Regions from separate parts of the Mus musculus genome. Here region 2 is linked to region 1. Evidence: chromatin loops called from intact Hi-C (ENCODE). Cell type or tissue: left cerebral cortex. All regions are shown on one strand. Each heading gives the region's core, and the rest is flanking DNA. Links, peaks and the distances in the headings are about the cores only.

Region 1 (5,357 bases), core at 198-5,197:
GAAAATGACGGTGATAATGGGTGGTCAAGACAACCTCTGGGTTTTTTGTAATTATTGAAGTTGAGCTATATCCAAGCTATATAGTTTTCCTTGACTACTCCAAATAAATCGTGACTACGTGACGAATGTCACATTTGCTGATATGATGCGAGTTCTTCTTTTCAAAATATCCGAGTAAGAGTTAAAAGGCTGGGCCTCACTCGGATCCATCAGTAAAATGCATAGCTTCGAAGTTGCTCTAAAAATGTAGGAGCCTCAGAATACTCTAACACGTTTCTCCTTTCCCAGCGGGTCTAACGGGCCGTGACTCCGCCCCGGGGCGGGCCCCACACCTCCGGCCCGCCCCGCTCCGCCCTCGTCCCCTCCCTCCCTCCCTCTCCTGCCCAGGCCGCTCAACTCGCTCACGCTCCGCTCGGCCTTCCCCGGCCCTCCCACGCCGCTCGAGATGGCCGCTGCGGTGCGGCCGGGTGCGGAGCCGTGGAACCGCGTGAGGATCCCCCAGGCGGGGAACTGCAGCACGCTGACCGTGCGGGACCCCAGCGCCACCCTGGGTGAGTGTGGCCGGCAAGGAAGTCCTAGCGTGTCTCCGGGAACCGGCGGGCGGGCTCACGTGGGACGGGGTGGGACTTCCTGAGCGCGGGGCACGCCGGGAAGGGGAGCGCCAGGCGGAAGGTCCGGCCTGGATAGTGTGGCATGAGGATTGCTGGCAAGCGCCTGGGCTTCGCCGTGACTGTGCTGGAACAGGAGAGCACGACTAGTCCCGGCCCTGCATGTGTAGCCCCCAAACGCTGCCTGGGTCCTGTGCTGTCCCCAAGGATCGGGGCTGTCACCCAAGTACCGTACGCCGGGGCTTCGGACCTCCGGCTTGTCTCTAAAATACAAGAGCTCGTTTTCCCCTTACTGGGCGAGGGAGTTACTCTGGTCTCTCGGTTCTTCTCAAGTGGGGAAAAATGAGATAGTTAGAGCAGTTTGTTTAGAAAACAGGGACTCGCAAAGAGATGTGTGTGGGGGTGGGGTCTGTGTTGTGAGTTTTAATTTAGTTTGTTAGTATATATGCTGTGGAGGTGTTAACCATATAAGAGGGATCGGGCGATTTGATTTACCCGCTCCCAAATCACGGGCCGGCTCTCGTTTGGAACGTTCTTCCCATGATCCTTTAGAAAAGCCTATTGGGTGGGTGGGACGAAAAGATGGGCCCATGCGTATGGCCAAGCCGAAATGAGGATTCTCAGGATTCACGTGGTAAAAAGCGAGAACCAACTTCTGCAAGTAATATGTTCTACATCTCCCCCTGGATTTAATGCTGTGCTACAACCCCGACCCCCCCAAAACGTAATAAAATATTCAAACCTAAATATTATAATGAGGTGGGGGTCTTTCGAATTGTGAGTTAATACCTGGGTTGCCTTAGTTTTTTGTTGTTGTTTTTGTTTTTTGAGACTGAGTTTTCTGTGTAGCCCTGGCTTTCCTGGAACTCACTCTGTAGACCAGGCTGGCCTTGAACTTAGAAGTCCCCCTGCCTCTGCCTCCCCAGTGCTGGGATTAAAGGTGTGCGCCAGAGCGAGAGCAGCCTACCTAAGCTTGAAGGATGTTTAATCACGAAGGGACATTCAGCTACCGGGAGACACAGCTACGAAATACTGTAGTTTTCACGGTTACATCCAACTTTTTGTTTTTGAAGCTGCTTTTGGTCCTATGACTGTCAGTTACTTTTTGTTATTTCTAAGACAGGTTTTACCCCAGTCAAAAATGGGGATAAAAAATAGTACCAGCTTCTTGGCCATATTGGGGAAATGAAAAGGTTGATACCACGAAGCATTTGTAACAGTGCCTGGTTTGACAGTCAAATGACCGTAGCTGTCATTACAGACACATTTGGTAATTGTTAACTAAGTACAACCTATCGAGTATTCTCACCCCTCTTCCCATCTATCTTTCCTACGCAGTTTTAAGTTCTTTCTAATTCCTTAGTCACAATTTTAAAAACAGATTACTATGGGAAATTCACCAACTCCTCATCACCCAGGTAGCTGATTTAATTTCTCCAGATAGGACAGAGCTTTTCACTTAGAATGCTTGTGTTTCCTTTCTGAGCCACCAGATGGAGCCTGACGCCTGCTTCCCAGCTGCTCATGTTCCGATTAGGAAACATTTGTATAACCATTCAGTTACATAATACAATTTCCAGTGGCCCTGGTGGTTTCTCTTTTCTGGATGTAGTTTCCCATTGATATCCACAGAGGATTGGCTCTAGGAATCCTTCCTTATAAAGAAATGTGTACATGCTCGAGTCTATATAACATGGTAGATAGTATTTGCAGTAGGACCTATCTTTCTGTATACATTAACACTATCTACTTTGCTTATGAAATCCTATACAATATGACATTACAGATGGAATTTTGGGGGGCTATATTCAGTGTGAGGTTGCTTGAATACACAGATGGTGCTCACAGGTAGAGGGCTGAATGTATTGTATATTCTTATCAAAATGTGGTATTCATGGGGCAGGAGAGATGGCTCAGTAGTTAAGAGCAGACTGCTCTTTCAGAGGTCCCGAGTTCAGTTCCCAGCAACCACATGGTGGCTCACAACCATCTGAAATGGTGCTGGATGCCCTCTTCTGGTGTGTCTGAGGACAGCTACAGTGTCCTCATAAAATAAGTAAATCTTAAAAAAGAGAAAAAAGTTGTATCCAAATACAGTTCCTTTGCCTTTGAAGGCTGTAATTGTATGCATGCTGTCTTGCTCACCTGCAGAGCAAAGTGAGGGGTTTATAGATAGATGGAACATGGCCAGGCTTTTTGATATTCGGGGTGTAAGTGCACACCAAATGATAGCTGTAAAAGCAGTCTATTACTCACAGTCACGGTAAAAAGTGATGTAAAGACAGACACATGTTAATATTTAACACATGTTCCCTTATTGATCACCTGCCCTCATTTTTCCAGTGTCTTTCGTAGAATCCTTAATTTTTATAGTTGAGGCCAGTTTGTGTTTTGAGTTCTTTAAAGCAAATGAGGTAGACTGTTTTAGTGTGTTTCTCATCCGGTGGGTGCAGTAAGTATAGGATTGCATACTGAGTCTCGTTTTAACTGTCTCTGCTTTAGATATCTGCACTGCAGCTGTCACTAAAGGGTGCCACCTTGTCACACAGTCACTCAAGAGCCAGACCTTGGATGCGGAAGTAGATGTGTTATGCTCAGTTCTCTACAGCAATCACAACAGGTTGGGCCACCACAAGCCCCATTTGGCCCTCAGACAGGTGAGGGGAGCTCTGTGCTCCACATATAGCCGGGTACTGAGGGACATGAGGCTCACACTGCCACTTACTAGTTTGTTACTCATGCAAAGTTCATATATTGTTTTGATGTTTCAGCCTCTAAGATACAATTACATTTTAGCTTTTTTGGTCTTTGATTTTTCCAAAATCATTTCAAAAAGTAATTTATAATTGAGCATGTTTCAAAGCTGGGTGTGGTGGTTCACATCTTTAATCTCAGCACTTGGAGACAGAGGTAGGTGGATCTCTATGAGTTTGAGACCAGTCTGGTCTATGTAGTGAGTTCCAGCACAGCCAGGGCAATGTAGAGAGACCTTGTCTCAAATGAAACAAGCAAGCAGGCAAGCAAACAAGTGTATTTTGATTCTTTCCAGTTTAACTTTCTCTATGTACAGTCTAACAGTGCCTTTGCCTAGTTCAAAAGTAAACTAATTTAAACCCTAAAATCTTAAAAAAGAAAACAGTTGTGGTTTAGGGTTGTGGTTTACTCCTTTGGAGTCATAATCTAATCAGCAGTGTGCTGGTGTAAGTGGGTTTATGGTAAGTTGTGGTGTAGAATGGTTTCATGTACATTTTAGATTAAGAAAACACTGTGACTTTGAGCTCCAGGACTGTAACATGGCAGAGAGCTGCTGAAGCTGGCTTCTGCATGTACCGTTCATGTGGCCACTTAGGTAACGCTGCAGGTACCTTTAAAAGCTCAGCATGCTGGGCGCTGTGTGACACAGCCATCTTTCCAGTGTTTACTTATTTTTCTCAAAGTTCTCTGTTGGCAGTGCGTTGGATCTACAGCTATGAAAAAGACAGAGTTTCTCACTATACAGACATACTCTTTCTGGTTAGCTAGACTCCTACTGCTTAAGGCCCAAGAGATGAAGATTCCCTTGTCAAAGAGGATCATGGTCTTTCCCTAAATTTTCTTCTAGGGCAGCTTTTACCTAGGTTTTTGAATCCAGGATCAAACTTATTTACTAGCTTCCTTGCTGATGTTCCTCCCCTTCCTCCCTTCCCCGCCCCCAAATCATATTTTACTCACTATTTTCCAAGTGTTACTGTCTTGGGCTGTTAATAACTATCTGAAAAGATGGTGTCCAGACTTGGACATTAAAAAGCCAGCCCCAGTGAATTTAAGGACCGAGCTATGCTGAGGTAGAGCCCATAAGTGTGACTAGTTTTCAGCAGTATATATGTAGCTCTGAAAATATAACAGCTCTGACCAGGATCAATTCCCATAATCCTTTGCCATGTTGGTGCAGTCCAGGGAGCACCTATGGTGGGCGTTCCTGACAGCTAGAGAATTCATACAGGTTTTTGTATTCTACATGGATTTCTCCCCCCCCCCCCCACAAGAACCTACTAACCCGTTCTAATAACTGGATCACACTCGTGAACAAAACGGACAAGTTCTCTTCTCGATGGGGAGTTTATAGTATAGTTTGGAGAAAAGGGCAGACAGCCGGCCAGCCAGTCAATAACTGGTATACCAACTGGTAAGAAGTGCTATAGGGAAAAGCAGAGAAGGGGGGATTGCAGTGTTAAATAAAGCATATCCATTTCAGCATGTAGTTAAGTACTTGATCTGTCTACCTATCTTTATTACTATAAACTGGAGTGTATCATATACTTATTGCCTAGCATATCTTGCACATAGTAGGTGTTCATTGTAGTTACTCTGACTAAGTCACTTTCTTCATTTTTGGTGCTTATAGACTGTTGAAACTGAGTTAAGAATTTGCTTTCTTGTTTTATTAGGCTCCCAGCTATAAATGTGCTCCCTCAACAAATTAGAATGTTGAGACTTACATTCATTTTGGTCACTTTACAGCATCAAGTACATTTGGCATGTAGTAACTTTCTTGAATTGAGAAATTTGTTGGGTTGGTGAAATTGTTTTGGGATTTGGGTTTCCTTGGCCTTAAATGGGAAGGCCTTATGTGGCTATTTCCATACCATGAAATGCTTTGCTTCTTTGCACTCTTGGTCGTATCTGTGAGACTGCTGTATGTACACATACTAATTTGAGCTGTGTTTCCTCCTTCAGGTAGAACAGTGCTTAAAGCGTTTGAAACATATG
Region 2 (5,357 bases), core at 186-5,185, 400 kb after region 1:
CCCTTTGAAGAAAAAACAAGCAGAGGAAGTGAATGTAATGTCACAGCAAGCAATCCTTGGCAAGCCTTAGCAGACAGACATCCATTCAGAGCTTGTATTTCATTAGACTATTATATTCCTTCACTTCCCCCCAAACCACTCTTCCCTCCAAGAGGCCATTTTCTTTGGGGTTAAAAATGCTCACACTCATTCTGAGGCTAGATGGGGCAGAGGGAGCGAAAACATAATCAAAATGGCTGGCTCCGTGATTGTTAATACCTTCTGGTTGCCTGCACCTAAGGCAGAAAGTGACATTCCTTCTCCAGTTTGAGATAATTCCATCCACTAGGAGCCCACTGTATTTATTTCATACTGTACTAGGGACCCTATGAGCACAAATATAGCATCATCATCCTTAAGTCTGGATTTTGGTACCACTACCACCTTAGATTTACTAGTTGTGCAAATTACTTCTTTATGTCTTATCATTCATAAAGTGTGGGAAAACCAGCTTGCTTTCTTGAGCCTTAGTGAAGCACACTTACTATGCAGTGAAAATGAGCTTTAAAACAACATACTGACACACTCAAATAGGTTGTCATGTCTTATCGTGATGGATGATGACCAAGGGAACAGCTGTAAATGAAGACATGATTTCCTCATTCCATGCCATCATGTGGATAATACATTGTTGGGTTTGGGAGTTTAATTTTTTTATACCTCTTTGAAGTAGAAGCTAACATACTTTTTACTCCAGAAATAATAAAAATTTGAGACTTAGTTGAACTGAGTGACATGCACAAAGACATCCAAAAAGTAGTAATGACAAACTTGAGTTCAAGTTTCCATGTATAAGATAAAAGGTCTATTAGTCCACTACGACAGCTATACTAACAATAGAAGCTGGCTTTATCAAAATCCCAGACTTCATAGGGGCAGTTTGCATTGCCACTTATTAATGATAATAAGATAGAGATCAGAACATGCATTTGCCTCTAGAATGACAACCCCCATCTAATGAAAAAAAGGAGATTTCTTTTTCTAGGATCCTCTTTAAGCTTTTTAGTGACTTTCTTACTTTCCTTCTTGTTGCTTCAGTCATGTGCTTAAAATTTGGCAGCCCATTTCTAGCCCTTTCTTGTTTATAGTCTCATTTCCCAGCCCCTGCTGAACTCATGGGGGAGCTCTACAGGGACTTTGGCTCTTCATCATTCTTCTGTCGTCTTGGCATGATTGCTTCCTTTACAGTTTTGACTACTGTACCTTATAACTGAGTGTCACTTTACTCTGAGTGTCCTCATCAGACATGATGACCATGACTCAACATATCATTCAGGCAGACAGAAGGCACAACAGAAAAAGTAAGAGTATGTGGTAACCCAGCTGAACGGCTTTCAGAAACTGTGGAAGAGTTCTATGGGTCAGGGATTTTTATTCTGGGAATGGAAAACCCAACAGTTGATGTTGCTCCGTTTTCTTACACTGGCCTCTAGTGTATGAAGCAGTCATAGCGGCTCTCTGCATCTTTTCCAGGTTCCGATGGAGGAGGAGGTTGCTGGTGATCTCTGCTCCTAATGATGAAGACTGGGCCTATTCACAACAGCTCTCTGCCCTCAACGGTCAGGCATGCAATTTTGGTGAGTAGAAGGCACCTTATTTTGGCTTTCCCATACTGCTTTCTTCCTGGATGATTCTAAAATGGAACATCCAAATATACTCCAATTCAGATGCACATTCCCGGACACATATTCTATTATATTGAATATGAAGTTGCTTTCAAAGTACTGTCTCAGTCAACTATGCATTCTTTCCAAGTGTTTGAAAGTATTTACTGCTTTTTTTAAGAAATTGATTTTTGAAAAACATGTCTTAAGTTAATGAAATTCAAGCAGGATCACTTATCTGATACTTGGATACTGGATACTAATATATTGTAATTCTCCATATATTGATCTTGTTCTAGGAATTAATAAAACAGAATCTTATTTTCTTTATGAAACAGAACATCACTAGGTCACTTCAAATCCTCCTGTCTTATCCTCCTGTGTGCTGGAATTTCTGGCGTGTGTCACTGTGTCTAGTTCTGAACCTTTTAAGGCCAAATCAGAAAGGAGAAAATGTTTCTTGTCTATTTGTTGCAAATCCCTCAATATTTTGAAAAATAACATGTCACCCTATTTGCTAAACATTTTCTGCTCGGCTAACTAAAAGCACTAGTATCATTTTTAACCAGGCCACAGAAATACTTGCATAATCTACAGAACTTATTACTAGGTTCAGTGTGACATGGGGTGACAGTGAGGCCAGTAGTGTTACTATCTCAGCTGACAGTGTGATCTGTGCAGCTGCCGAGGCGAGCAGTTTGAATCATTAGAGGTATGTATGTATGGAAGGGCTGGTTTCCTGTCACTGATTTAAAAATTCATCATTATAACATTCCAAATCAAGACTATTTTGATACTTCGGGTAGGAAGAGTCTGTCTATAATTATGGCACAATTATAAAATTGCACTTGGGAGCTGGAGAGATGGCTCAGTGGTTAAGAGCACTTGACTGCTCTTCCAGAGGGCCTGAGTTCAATTGCTAGCAACCACATGGTGGCTCACAACCATCTGTAATGGGATCTGATGCCCTCTTCTGGTTCATCTGAAGATAGCTACAGTGTACTCATATAAATAAAATAAATTTAAAAAAAAATAGAAAAAAGAAAGTCTGTACTTGAGTTTTGAAGGAAGGGTGTTCATGAGTTTTGTCAAGCATCGGTGGGACCCAATTCTATCATACAGCCCAGTACATCTCAATTATTTCTCAAGTACTTTCCAAATGTAAGATATGAAATAATGCAAAGGAAGGCAGCAAGTAAGCTCTAAATAGTAAGACAATCCAGGGATCCTTCATGTATACTCCGTTTATCATGGCTAATGCTTTACAACTAGCAACATACAATATTTGATTGTGTCAATATTCTGAATTGTATTTAAAACTCTTCAGAGTCATCAATGGTGCTGATTATGAAAGATATACTTAGAGCACTGAAGGTTTAGTCACAGTAGAAATGTAAGTCAAAACAAATCCCACTTTGGTGGCACATATGTGTCATCTCAGCACCAAGAGACTCCAACTAGGGGTTTTTGAGGCCCAGGCCAGCCTGGGCTGTGGAGTGTGACACATGTTAAAGAGACAACGACACCAAATAATTATCATGGTTTGCTATCTTTCTGTAGATACCTTCTCAGGAGCCAGGAGGGGTTGTTTGGTTTTTTAATACTGGTACAGAAAGCCTGTGCCACGCGAGTGTAAGCAAAGTCTTTTGCTATGCGAAGGAAACATGAACAAATCACACTTTCCCGGAGTCATTTTGTTCATGATCCTCAGTTTCTGAAAATATGACTCACTAGTATTTGGAATAGAATGCTTCACCCTTCCGGGAAAAGATAAAGGTAGAAAACCAAACAGAACTGTGTGGAATGTCATTCTGCCTTGATTTTAGCTCCTCCTTAAAGGAGCCCTCCCATATAGAAGCTTTTAACTTTCTCCCTGGGCTAATGATCTTATCATTAGCTCGAAGCTCTCACCCCGACTCTCTTCATCTTGCTGTTTTCTTTCTGAATCACCTCACATGCCTTTCATCTTCAAAAGAATTCCAACAAGCTATCAAGGCATGACCTTCCCTCCTTGGCTGAAACCTTAGCTGCGCTTGCCTGGGGTTCCCCTCTGTATCCTCTGCATGAGTCAGAACCTGTCAGTCCAGGGCAGCACCTCCCTTGTGACTGGCTCTGTACCCATCACTTAGATGGTTTCTGGGGGTTTTCTCTCTGAGGGGAAGAGTTATCCATAAAAGGTATGAAACTTTCAGGTTTAATCTCCCCCCACCTCCACCTCCACCCCCCAAATCCAACACTGTGCTTAAGCCATGGTAGATGTTTAATTTCACTAGTTTCATATTTTGGTATATTACAGCAAGAATCATTTTAAGAGCAAATCTATTTCAGTCCGTCTGCCTCACACACAAAACCACCTGATTCTTGTAAGTCCTAAAATCTGTGACTTCTCTGGTACTTTGCCCCTTCTTAGATTTGGGAACAAAACACCCATGAAAGGAGGTACAGAGACAAAGTTTGGAGCAGTGACGAAAGGATGGACCATCTAGAGACTGCCATATCTGGGGATCCATCCCATAATCAGCCTCCAAATGCTGACACCATTGCATACACTAGCAAGATTTTGCTGAAAGGACCCAGATATAGCTGTGTCTTGTGAGACTATGCGGGGCCTAGCAAACACAGAAGTGGATGCTCACAGTCAGCTATTGGATGGATCACAGGGCCCCCCCCCCCAATGGAGGAGCAAGAGAAAGTACCCAAGGAGCTAAAGGGATCTGCAACCCTATAGGTGGAACAACAATATAAACTAACCAGTAGCCCCCCCCCTCGGAGCTCGTGTCTCTAGCTGCATATGTATCAGAAGATGGCCTAGTCGGCTATCAGTGGAAAGAGAGGCCCATTGGTTGTGCAAACTTAATATGCCAGGGGAATGCCAGGGCCAAGAAGTGGGAGTGGGTGGATGGGGGAGTGGATGGGGGAGGGTGTGGGGGACTTTTGGGATAGCATTGGAAATGTAAATGAAATAAATACCTAATTAAAAAAAGAAATATCAAAGACAGATTATTCTACTTGGTTTATTGTGATCTATATTTCTTTCAGACTTTAAGTGACATGAAATTCATCGGTTGTCAGGTGTATGGGCGGAAAAGACAGTTTCAGATTTTTTTTCCCTCTAATTTTGTAATTTTTTTCCTTTTGTGTTAGGTCTGCGACATATAACCATTCTGAAGCTTTTGGGTGTTGGAGAGGAAGTTGGAGGAGTTTTAGAACTGTTCCCAATTAATGGTAATAGTTACTTATTTTAAAACCTTATTTTTGGCTATATGCATTCAGTGGGTATGCCTTAAGGAACTAGTATGTGAACAGAAGCAAGCTTGTGTGCCCATGTTGTGTATGGGGCAGGGGCTGGACTAAGGACTAATCTTGATCTTGATATGACATCATTCAAACCAACAGTAAAGCCATCCACGTTCATAATCAAAATCATGCTTTTGTTCGATAATGAGTTTTAAGGTTTTCAAAGCATCTTATGCTCTATCATTTAATCTCATGATTGTTTTATGAGGTCTTAACATCTTGATTTCTGTTCACAAGATAAGGAAATGCAATAAAAGGCTCAAAGAAGTTAAATGAAAATGACTTAACAGACTGGAGCTCGCAGAAGGCAGAGCCATCCTTCGTCCACAGACCCTCATTTTGAAATAAATGCCAGTGTGGGAAATACCTGGCTGAGCACCAGAGTAGACCCCCCAGAAAGCCACAGTTCCTCATTTC

What was found. Hi-C counts contacts between places; a loop is a spot of excess contacts. Peaks named below come from ENCODE experiments on the same cell type or tissue, not always from the same donor. Only the 100,000 strongest peaks of a DNase experiment are listed, where the experiment ranks them.
Region 2: it touches region 1 in a loop (12-fold over the local background); 1 of 42 quality-filtered maps calls a loop at or near these places.

The regions. Positions count from the first base shown.
Region 1 is chr16:44,723,918-44,729,274 of GRCm38, forward strand. Nepro (nucleolus and neural progenitor protein) reads left to right here and starts at 384. Exons shown (of 9, transcript NM_145972.4): 1 at 384-551; 2 at 3,111-3,265; 3 at 5,325-5,357. The coding sequence starts at 446. In left cerebral cortex, for the core only: CTCF peaks have their summits at 2,103 (motif pointing right) and 2,304; DNase peaks (open chromatin) are centred at 383, 621, 1,071, 2,118 and 1 more place; H3K4me3 peaks cover 1,869 bases; H3K27ac peaks cover 2,411 bases.
Region 2 is chr16:45,121,335-45,126,691 of GRCm38, forward strand. It overlaps Ccdc80 (coiled-coil domain containing 80), which reads left to right. Exons shown (of 8, transcript NM_026439.3): 6 at 1,513-1,616; 7 at 4,788-4,868. Among named protein-coding and RNA genes, the nearest start is that of Ccdc80, 30 kb to the left of the region's middle. In left cerebral cortex, for the core only: CTCF peaks have their summits at 1,479 and 2,605 (motif pointing left); a DNase peak (open chromatin) is centred at 1,443.